Regions from separate parts of the Homo sapiens genome. Here region 2 is linked to region 1. Evidence: chromatin contacts called from ENCODE POLR2A ChIA-PET data. All regions are on one chromosome and are shown on one strand. Each heading gives the region's core, a stretch centred on a gene start or an enhancer-like site at or near the end of the contact. The rest is flanking DNA. Distances are from core to core; before and after follow the strand shown.

The links. ChIA-PET counts read pairs that join two places held with the same protein, here RNA polymerase II (POLR2A).
Region 2: POLR2A ChIA-PET joins it to region 1 with 25 read pairs in A673. The contact joins two enhancer-like sites. POLR2A ChIA-PET finds 5 or more read pairs at or near these places in 2 of 52 experiments (A673 and activated T-cell).

Annotation. Positions count from the first base shown.
Region 1 is chr5:170,612,244-170,617,504 of GRCh38, forward strand. All of the region lies in intron 1 of KCNIP1 (potassium voltage-gated channel interacting protein 1), which reads left to right. Among named protein-coding and RNA genes, the nearest start is that of KCNIP1-AS1, 67 kb to the right of the region's middle. RefSeq lists an enhancer at 1-254. Within about 2 kb of position 2,593, at least 3 of the 41 ENCODE cell types and tissues checked have a DNase peak (open chromatin) inside an H3K27ac peak, as active enhancers do.
Region 2 is chr5:172,761,865-172,767,125 of GRCh38, forward strand. It overlaps LOC101928093 (a long non-coding RNA gene), which reads left to right. Exons shown (of 4, transcript NR_161233.1): 4 at 351-698. It also overlaps the pseudogene LOC401218. Among named protein-coding and RNA genes, the nearest start is that of DUSP1, 6.7 kb to the right of the region's middle. RefSeq lists an enhancer at 3,550-3,769. Within about 2 kb of position 4,012, at least 36 of the 41 ENCODE cell types and tissues checked have a DNase peak (open chromatin) inside an H3K27ac peak, as active enhancers do.

The DNA of each region.
Region 1 (5,261 bases), core at 1,343-3,842:
CTCCCATCCCTTCCCTTTTCCAAATTTCCTCCCTAGCCACATGCCTTGGTTTCCAGGGCCAGCCAGCTGTGCAAAATGCCTAGCAAGCTCTCAGCAGGCCCCTGCTGGGCACAGCACAGAGAAATTAAGTGCAATTAGCGTAACTAAGCCATCACCAGTAAGAGGCACTTGCTCTCCTGGCGGCTCCCTTTCGGAGACTAATGGGGATGACTAGAGAGGAGGATCCAGAGCCTATGGCTGAAACCTCATCAACAGCTTGGGAGAGTGACAGCCAGCCAGTCTTCTGCCCGCAGGCTGAAGAGGCAGTGCTTCCCAGGGTGAGCCAGAGGTCAGGAATCAGAAGGCCTCCCCAGAGCTCGCTCCCATTTTCCTGAGTCTAGGAAGATGGAGTAAATTGGTTTAATGGAGTGGAGTCCCGTTGTCATGGTGGCAGGAGGAGAACAGACGGATCGCCCTGCTCCAGCCTGACAATGTGAGGCTGGGCTTTTAGCAAATGTGGCCGGCTGTAATTCAGAGAACTCAATTTGACCCATGCTGTATCTTCTTTCAGATAATGGCCGTGTGTCCTGCCCTTCCCCCAAGTGGGGCAGGCTAGAAACCTCTAGTGGACTCCTCACCCCCTCCCAAGACCCAGTCAATCTATAGGGCCCGCTGGTTCCTTCCCCCAGGTCTCTCCTCTCTCCCTGGATTGTGGCAATAGCCTCCTGAAGGTTCCTCTGCGCCCCAGGGCTAAGTCCTGGTCCCATCCGCTCTTCACATACACACACCCAGCATAGCACATTTTTCTAGAACTCACACCTGAACGTGCCTCTCCTCTGTTGAAGACATCCCCAGAAGCTGATCCCTTTGTTCCCAATGCCCTTCCACCCTGTCTCCACCTGGCATATGCCTGTGTTTCCCTGAAATTCCAGCTTAAATCTCTCTCCATGTTTGGCCTTCTCTGCCTCTTGCTGGATTCCTCATCTCGCCTCCCACCGGTTTTGCATGGATCCCTGCCACTACCTGTGTGTGTCCATCGCTCCATCCATTGAGCCTGTGAGGGGAAAGCCTATTTAATTCATTGTCACATCCCTTCCCTGGAGACAGAGTAAAATAGCTAATAATTAGACAAAACATTAATTGAGTGCTTATTTTATGTCAAGTGTGATTTGAGGACTTTATATGCACTAATTTATTTAGCTTCCCAAAACTCCATTAATAGGTACTATTAATGCCCCCTACTTGAAAGATTAAGCAACAGAGGCATGAAAATAATAAAGTGATATGTCCAAAACTACACAGCTAATAAGTGAGAGAGCCAAGATTTGAACCTGAAGGAGATGGGAGGGAGAGAAATAGTTGGGGAGACCACAGGGAAAGGAGGAAGAAGAGAAGGGAAGAAAAGGAGGCGGGGAGGGCCGGGAGCTGGAAATGTACCTTTGTATTTTAAGTCATTGAGATTTGGGGGTTGTTACTGTCACAGATCCTAGCCTGTTCTTACTAATAAAATAAATAACTAAATTTATAAAGAAGTGTCAGAAAAAAAGGTCATATTAGACCACGAAGGATGACAAAGAGCTTCTTAAAAAGGGAACTCAAGGCCCAAACATGGGTATTGTTGTGTCATGTGAATCCTTCACAGGGGCCACTTGGTGTCTGTGTGGCTGGCTCTTTGTGGCCCTGGAGAGGGAACAAGCATGAATGCATCAGTGGCTTCCAGCCTGAACAGAATAAGTTCAACAAGAGATGGCCCCAGCTCCGGTGTCTACTGGGGAGGTGATGAAGTGAAGTGTTCAATTCCTGCATAGCCACCAACAAGTCCCTGGAAACACAATTGTTGAGGATGTGTCCCTCGGGGAGGCATGGTTCATCTGGCTGTGTCACAAAGCAGATGGGAACAGCTGGCGAGGAAGGACTGCCTGTCCTGGGAATTGCCCTAATCATCTTCCTAAATATTGCCGCAGCCAGGAGGAAAGCCTGATTCCCTGCAGATGGGGCCATTGACAGGATGCTACTGGTCCGGGTTGGGAGAAAAGGAATGCTGTAAACACAGTCAGCCCATTCGGCAGGCAGTGGAAGCTGTCTGAGGCTTCAGGGCCCCCTCCTCACTAGGGGCTATAATTCATGCAGTTTCTTATCTGCCAGATGGCCAGGAGGACACATGCATTCCAGTGGTGCCATCTTCTAAGTGTTGGCAGCTTGCCAGTGATCTCAACTTCATTTTCATCATTGCCTTTTGAGACTTTTTGTTCTTAATCACCCCAACCAACCATGAAATTTTAATACCAGAAATATATTCTCTGTTTACATACTTTATGCAAAATCTGTTTTTTAAACGTAAAAAGGGGATTTTTTCACACGTGCATTCCCACAAGAACCAATTCTCTCCCCCGTTGAGAATGCCTGTTGTACACTAAACCTTCAGATAACCATTTTCTGCAATCAGCCCTATCAGATTTGGAGGGAGAGAAGCAACTCACCAGGAAACAAATGCTCTTTGCATTGTTTTGTCTCTTCCCAGAAGCCTCCCATCCACCTTCAGCTGGAGTTGAGCTTTCTAACATCACTGCATTCCTGCACATCCACATTACCATCTTTATGTATTTGATTCCTCCTTGAGGGCAAGGCCTGTTTCTCTGTTGTTTACACCCCCTCTCAGTGCGTGCTGTAAGGTAGGAGCTTCACAGATGGTTAAAGCAAAACAGAACATGGGCCGGGTGCAGTGACTCACTCCTGTTGTCTCAGCACTTTGGGAGGCCAAGGCGGGTGAATCACCTGAGGTCAGGAGTTCAAGGCCAACCTGGCCAAATGGCGAAACCCCATCTTTACTAAAAATACAAAAAATAGCTGGGCGTGGTGGTAGGCGCCTGTAATCCCAGCTACTCGGGAGGCTGAGGCAGGAGAATCACTTGAACCCGGGAGGTGGAGTTTGCAGTGCGCCAAGATCGCGCCACTGCACTCCAGCCTGGGCGACAGAGTGGGATTCCATCTCAAAAATCAAAAAACAAAAAAAGGAAAAAACAGAACATGAAAGCCACTTTCCCACAGCCTGGGCACGTAGCTACTGTGGTGAATCACCTTTCCTGGCAGAGCACACTCAGGAACCGTCAGCTCCAAAAGCACCAAACAGTTTCATTAAGACCGTGGCTCCTTCGCAGAAGCACACGGAACGCAGACTGACAAGCCTGTGATAACATTTTAATGGCCTGAGTTCAGTTCCCAATAAAATACTTAAGTTTCTGCAATCATGGAGCTGGCATTTTCATTAATACTCCTGATTAATTGTCTGTCCTAGGAAAAGGCTCATCACCGTCACAATCCCGATCTTGCTAGTTCCTTGCAGGGAGAATCCCAGCAGCCTGGGCTTTTCCACCAGGTTAAAGCTGGCAAAGGGCAAGGAAGACTCCCTGGCACCTGGTACCCTCCACTTGCCATGGTAACAGAGGATTACAGGCTCTAAGCCCAGCTGCTGTCCTTGCATTCAGACCTCACCACTCATACACTGGGACCTGGAACTACTTAAATTGCCTCAGTTTCTTTATGTGTCAAATGGCGTTTGACACATAAAGCACTAATACTAATAGTACTTACATAATAAGGTTGTTGTAAGGATTAATTGAGTTGGTACAAGTAATGTCCTGGCACGCATCTGGCACATAGTGAGTGCTTCCTATAATAAACAGTAGCTGGGTTTGTTGTTGTTTTACTATTATTTTTCCTCCAGAAAGGCGAGAGTTGCATCAGCCTTGGAAGAGGCAGGACTGAGATGTTTGGGAACAAGACCACTTTCACAGGGGGCAGCCTTTTGAGAAATGTCATGTCTACTTGATAGGGCTTTAAATATGGAGTAGTGGGAATCTGCACATTTGGATTCAAATCCTGGCTTTTCCAATGGCTGATGATGGAACCCTTATAGGCTCAAATCACTCACTTCTCTGAGCCTCCCCAAAAATTGAGAATAACAGTTTTTATTCCATAGGGTAGTTTTGAGAATTGGTAAGATGATCATAAATGTAGAAGGGCCTGGTACTCATAACTGTTTTCTTCATTTATTTATTTAGTCAACAATGTTTTCTGAGCACCTACCCTGGGCCAGGCACACTGAGGTGGGCCTTGGGATTCATCAGGGATCAAAGGGAAAAGGCATCCCATCTCCGTGGAGCTTCACATCATCGTAGTTAAGGTGGATAATGACTGTCTCGACAGATAGGACAGTGGCCAGGACACAGGCCTTCAGTCTGGAGCATGCTTCTCATTTTGAAATAATTTCTTGTTCAGAGTCAGGTTGGAAGGAAGGCCTTGCAGGGGCTGGGTAAGGATGGCGGCATCTCTGCGTTCACGTCTGTGTGCTCACCATGAGAGCCCACCTCTCTCTGGCCCAAGTTTCCTTCTGTAATGTGAAAGAGGTGGGGTTCCATGCTCTCCTCTTCAGCATCCTCCTTAGATACTCAATCTGGCACTCATCAGTTTCGGACCCTCCATGCTGCCCCAAAGGAAGCCACACTGCACCTTCATCCAGTTTCTTAAACCTGCATGTTCTCTCTTGCCTCTAGACCTTCGCCCAGGCTATTCCATCTGCCTGGAACATGCTTCCATACACCTGCCTTCACTTGGCTAACTCCTACTTCTGCCTTGTGCCACTGCTTGGATTGAATGTCCTCTGGAATTCAGCCTTCCTGGATGTCCCTGAGCTGGGCTAGGGTCCCCTCTGCCCACCTCTGCTCTTTGATTTTCCCTGTTCATCACCCCAGTTATGACACTGAGTTGTAACTGGGATTTCTAATCTGTCGCCTCCACCAAGCAGCACACTCTTTCTGGCCAGGGTCCATGTCTTATTTGTCTTGGTATCTCTAGGGCCCAGAATCTGGTACCTAGTGAATGTGTAACAAATATTTTCTCTGAGCTAAAATAGGAACACAGGGTCCCTGCAATGAAGACCCCAGGTCTGGAGGGGAAGACAAGGTAGCATTACAAGATAACAGGCCTTCCCTGCAAAGCGTCAGCACTCAGACTGGGGCATTGTGGACAAGAAGGGTGGAGAGGAGAGAAGGCATGAAGGCATCCCAGATAGGGACACAGCAGAAACAAAGACAAAAAGGCCGGATAAGCAAGATCTCTTTGAGCCGGCAGGTTAAGATGGGTAGTGGAAAGCTGGACCACTGTCAGGTTTTGACCCCTCCAGACAATGCACCGTGATCTTCTGGCTTCCATATGTCCCTGGCTGCTGCTGCCTGCTGCCCACTGAGGGACCTCACCCTCCAGACTCTAAGTGATCTTAAGCC
Region 2 (5,261 bases), core at 2,762-5,261, 2.2 Mb after region 1:
AGGCATGCGCCACCATGCCTGGCTAATTTTGTATTTTTGGTGGAGACAGGGTTTCACCATGTTGGTCGGGCTGGTCTCGATCTCCTGAACTCAGGTGATCTGCCTGCCTCAGCCTCCCCAAGTACTGGGATTAACAGGTGTGAGCCACCGCACCTGGCCATGAAGTAAATACTTTAACTCCCTTTTTATTTATTTTATTTTATTTTATTTTTTTGACTTGCATCACCTTTTATTACACAAAATAGATTTCAGCCATGTTGCACATTCATTCTCGCTATAGATCTGGCTTTTAAAAAATCCCTAGGGATTCAGTCTCATCGATTTCATGATTTTCCTTTCATTGATGTCAGGCCTCTATTGTAGTCAGAGTCCTCTCAAAGGACAAAAGCAGATATGGCTGCCTTGGATCAGCTGCACGCAGTGCACTCCCGACCTGGCCGCTGGAGGCGCGGCTCCCATCACCTGCACCGCGACTGCTAGGGACTGTCAAAGCGGCAGCATGCCATCGCCTTCTCCAGCCCTTCTCCAGCAGCACAACCAGTCCTCCCAGCTGGTCCTCTGAGGACCAGCCGTCATGGCGACGTGGTGGCAATGTCCCCAGGCAGCCGACCATCCTGGGCTTCTCTTTGGACAGGCCTGGGCCAGGACCTTAGGGGATCTCTGTGTCCATGGTATAAATCTGAATGAGATCAGACACAATATTATCAATGATTGGCTTGGTAAGGTCTTCACCAAACACCTGCCACCACGGCTTCTCAGCCTTAACCTCGGCGGGCACCTCAACTCCGTAGACCTGCAGGGCCAGGTAGAGCACCGCCACCGCGATGTGCTGGGCCTGGAAACGGAGGCACAGACCCCCGTGGTAGCTGTCCCGCAACAGGGCCCAGGCAGTGACGGCAACCGGGGTCCGCTGCCAGCTGTGGCGGTTCAGAGTTTTTGAGGGAAACCAGGTAGTGGAGCAGGTACTTGTGTGGAAGCTGGAAGGAGACCTGGAAGCGCAGAACTCTCAGCATGAGAAGCTCACACTGCACAATGCTGTCCCGGAGCTCCCAGAAGCGGGATTCCAATTCCAGGGGCTCACCGCTCGGGTTAAAGTACCTGTTGGACACATTGATGATGTCATGAGTCCGCAGGTGCTGCTTTTCCGCTTTGCCGGCCAAGTAAATGGAAGACACGGCAATCAGGTAAGGGTCATAAGCGTCCAGGTTGGTATTGCAAAAGAACTTATGGTAAATGGTGCAAGCAGTGGCAATGGGAATGGACCTCATCCCTAGCTTGACACCTGCCTCCATGATGAACCTCGCCACTCGGAAGTGCACCCTGGCTTCGGGCGCCGGTTGCCCCTCGGGGCCCCGCGCTGCAGGCCCCCCTCCGCCGCCCTCCGGGGCTTCCATGAGGCCCGGCGGCCCCGGCGGAAGGAGAGGCTGCTTTGCGCGCAGAGGCCAGCAGAGCGGGGGGGGGGTGCTCGCCACTCCTCCGCCCCACCCCACACGAGGGTCCAACTCCCTTTTTAGAGATGTCAAAACTGAGGGTTTGAGAGGAGAAATAATCCACTCAAAGTCATACAGACACTAACTAGTTGGACCTATCAGTTTTGTCCCAGGTATTTGGAACAGAATCTCAAAATTTCCTTTGGTGGTATGATTTTCACATCTACTGAGTGTTTTACAAACCATGGGTACTTAAAATATGTTTATTGGATGAGTGAATGATTGGTGTCAATCTTGGTGAAACTTTTAAATCCCATCTTTGCAGTGTGCTCCACTGCAGAGGGCTGTGCAGGCTGGGAGGGAAGGAGGGCCCAGGGGTCAGAAGTATGCAGTCCCCCCCCGGCCCTTGTAGGGGAACCCATCCCTGCAAGAACCAGTCACATCTCCATAACACCAACCGACCTTCTGAAGGTCCAGGATCCCTCACTGCCTCTTCCCAGAAAGTGTCTATTTCCTTCCCACTTTGTCTCCCTGAACCAGCCTTCAGGAACCCTGGGGATTCCAGGACCCTCCCAAGTTTGGGTATGGAAGGGACTTAGCACTGGCAGATGGGTGGGAGAGGAGAATAGATGAGGTTCACCGCAGGTTCTTCTTACACATGAGGGTACGAGGCCCCGAAAGGGGAAGCAGCTTGCCCCAGGTTAGTGGAGCAGGGCTAGATGGGCTTAGAACAGAGGCCACTGCTCCAAAGCTCTGATGGCCTAGAGTAAAGCGTTGTCTGATGCGCGCCCAGGGTGTCACTTTGGTGAGGCAGCCCACTTTTGTGGGCGCTCAAGCACGAGCGCCCCTCCGGAGCGCTCCAGAGCCACTCCGGAGGGGCGCTCATGCTTGAGGGACAGAATAGGGAGCAGCTGAGTCACAAGAGAATATTACTGGGCCGTATTACAGATTGGGAAAACAGAGGTTAAAGAGTTTGATAGCAGGCCGGGCGCCGTGGCTCATGCCTGTAATCCTAGTACTTTAGGAGGCCCAGGCGGGTGGATCACAAGGTCAGGAGATCGAGACCATCCTGGCCAACCTGGTGAAACCCTGTCTCTACTAAAAATACAAAAATTAGCTGGGCGTGGTGGTGCGTGCCTGTAATCCCAGCTACTCAGGAGGCTGAGTCAGGAGAATCGCTTGAACCAGGGAGTCGGAGGTTGCAGTGAGCTGAGATTGCGCCACTGCACTCCAGCCTAGCGGCAGAGCAAGCGTCCATCTCAAAAAAAAAAAAAAAAAAGAGTTTGATAGCTTACACACCACTAACAGGTGGCAGAGTCAGGACTTGAACGCAGGTCTAGCCAACTCCAATTCACACGCTGTATCCACTGGTCCACAAACATACCTCTCAAACATCAGGTCTTTGCTGCTCTCCTGGCCTTGGAGCCCTCTTTCCAGTTCACCTCTCAAATGGGCAACTGGGTTATATCATTCAGGTCTTAGTTTATCCTGCCTTCATAGCCTTCATCCTTATCTTATTTTGTGATTATCTTATTTCTATAACCCACCCATATATAGTGCCATGAGACGGCAAGTGACAAAGTAAAATTACTTTTGCTGTTTAGCGAAAATAGCAAAAGTAATTTTAGCTACTTATAAGTAGGAATTTTGTCTTGCACCAAAGTATCCCCTGAGACTATACTTATCAATATTTGTTGAACACATGAATGAATGAATGAATGAACGAATGAGTGAATGAATGCGTGGGCCTCCTGCCTAGCTTTAAAAGCCACATTCAAGGAAAAGGTGGCTATGAGCTTATCTTCCTTGGCAGAGCAGTTTTGTCCACTGTGGCGCTAGCAGAGAGCACACCCTTTGTTCTCCACGGGGTGGAAGACACCTCCTCGGTGGGCAGAGGGGAGCAGGGCTGCTGGTCTGCACCTACAGGCTGTTCTCAAACAGGCTCACCCCGCAGAGCTCTGGAAACGAGGTGAGCAGCCCTCCCACCTGCTCTCCAGAAAGCAACCTGCAGAGAAAAACAGCCCGGGTTGACCTGGATCCACCCGGCGGGCGCGGGGAGGGGCCGCAGCGGCATTGTTTGCCTCTGTGTATGGCAACCAGAAACCACGGCAGCCAGCACTTCTCAGAGGCACCCCGCCCCCCTTTATTTTAATCTCCTAAACTGATTTGTCAGCAGCAGGAAGTGACATGACAGCTTTCCTCACAAAAGGGAAACTCCTCCGCGTTACCATGGGGATGGAGGCCACTGTAGGATCACAGATTTATATAATCTTAAAGGTGTACACACAATGATGTCATCCTCTGACGGGCCAGGGGAGGGAGGGAAAGGGACGCCAGAGGCTGCAAGTCCAAAGCAAATTAGCTACGATTTGCAAAATTCCAAGGAGAGGATGCGGTGGAGGTGGGGGAGGGGGAGTGTTAGAGGTATTATAATGAAATAATGGGTGCCTGGAAACCACAGAAAAGCATAATGTATGCATTGATGCATTTTCTACATCCCAGAATTAGAGAGATGGGAAGAACAGTACTCAGATCCAGTGCAAATTGGTCATTTTACGGGGTGGGAAAACTGAGCCAGAAGAACTGCCAGAAGCCATTAGGACAGAGACAAGGGGATGGAAACATTTCTCCACGGCCCACTGTGTGCCAGGCACTTTACATTCATCAGCCCATGTCTTTCTCACAAGTGAGCCTCAGTTTTGTCCTCTGTAAAATGGGTATTGCTGTCAAAGGTTACTTAACCTTAGCAGTACCTGGCACACAGTGCTCACTCTAAAACTGGCAACCATCATTGCCACATTATCAGTATTAAAAGTCTTATTTCAATCTCTTCCTGGGAAACACATTAATAGACTTTAAGTATCTTTCATCACGAGGTATTAATTTTTTCCCAAGGAAAGCAGTCTGAGGCCAAATATGAGATTTTTCTGGAGGGTCTGAACACAGTGACTCCGGTACATGGGGATCAGGGGTCATCATTCCTGGCTCTCAGGGCTGGCATGAGGCAGAGTGGCTTGAGCCGGGAGAAGTGAGTGACTTGTTTTCACTGGCGGCTCCCTTAGGCAGCCGCTGTATTTTTCCACTGCGTGGATCACACTGGAGATTAATTTTGGTTCAGCCAGTGCCTGCCAAGCAGAAAGCGAAGGCCCTAGCCCACGGGGAAGTCAGCCATGGCATCTGTCACAGACTCGATGTCGCTGGTACATTTCCACGGAGAGAGATATTTACAATAGTAAATTTCTAGGCTTTGATAAAAACACTGGGTACGATTTGTTTTGATAGGCATGAACATACTTGTAATCGGAAACCCAGCTGAGGAAATGAGCTTGCCAGCCCAGGGTAAGTTCTTAGAACTTAGAACACAGGGATCTTTCAGACCCTGGGAGTCAAGTGGCAGACAGTGAGCCACAGGGGCAAAGTCAAGGACACTGATTCTGCGTAAAGACCTTGAACAACAGGACAGGACCAGAACCATAGCACAGGGTGCTCATGGATAAGGCGAATGGGATATTTCCTTTTCTGCTTCCCATAGCACTTTGTCCAGAAACAAAGAGTGGGGTGGGGCGCTAAGGGGCCAGTAATCCAAGAGCTTCGCTGTTTCTTAACGCAACATTATAGACTGGATTATGGATTGGTAGCAATTACATCTCTTCTGTTTTTTGCCTGCTTGGCAAAGGAGTACAAATTCAGAATATTATCCTAGAACAAGTCAGGTTTAATTGCTTATCTCAACAAAACTATGAAATCAGAGCAGCAGGTGACATGAAGGAGGCAACTACCAAAAATGCCATGTCTATATGCAGAAATGCCAGCGTGAATGTCCTCCACAAT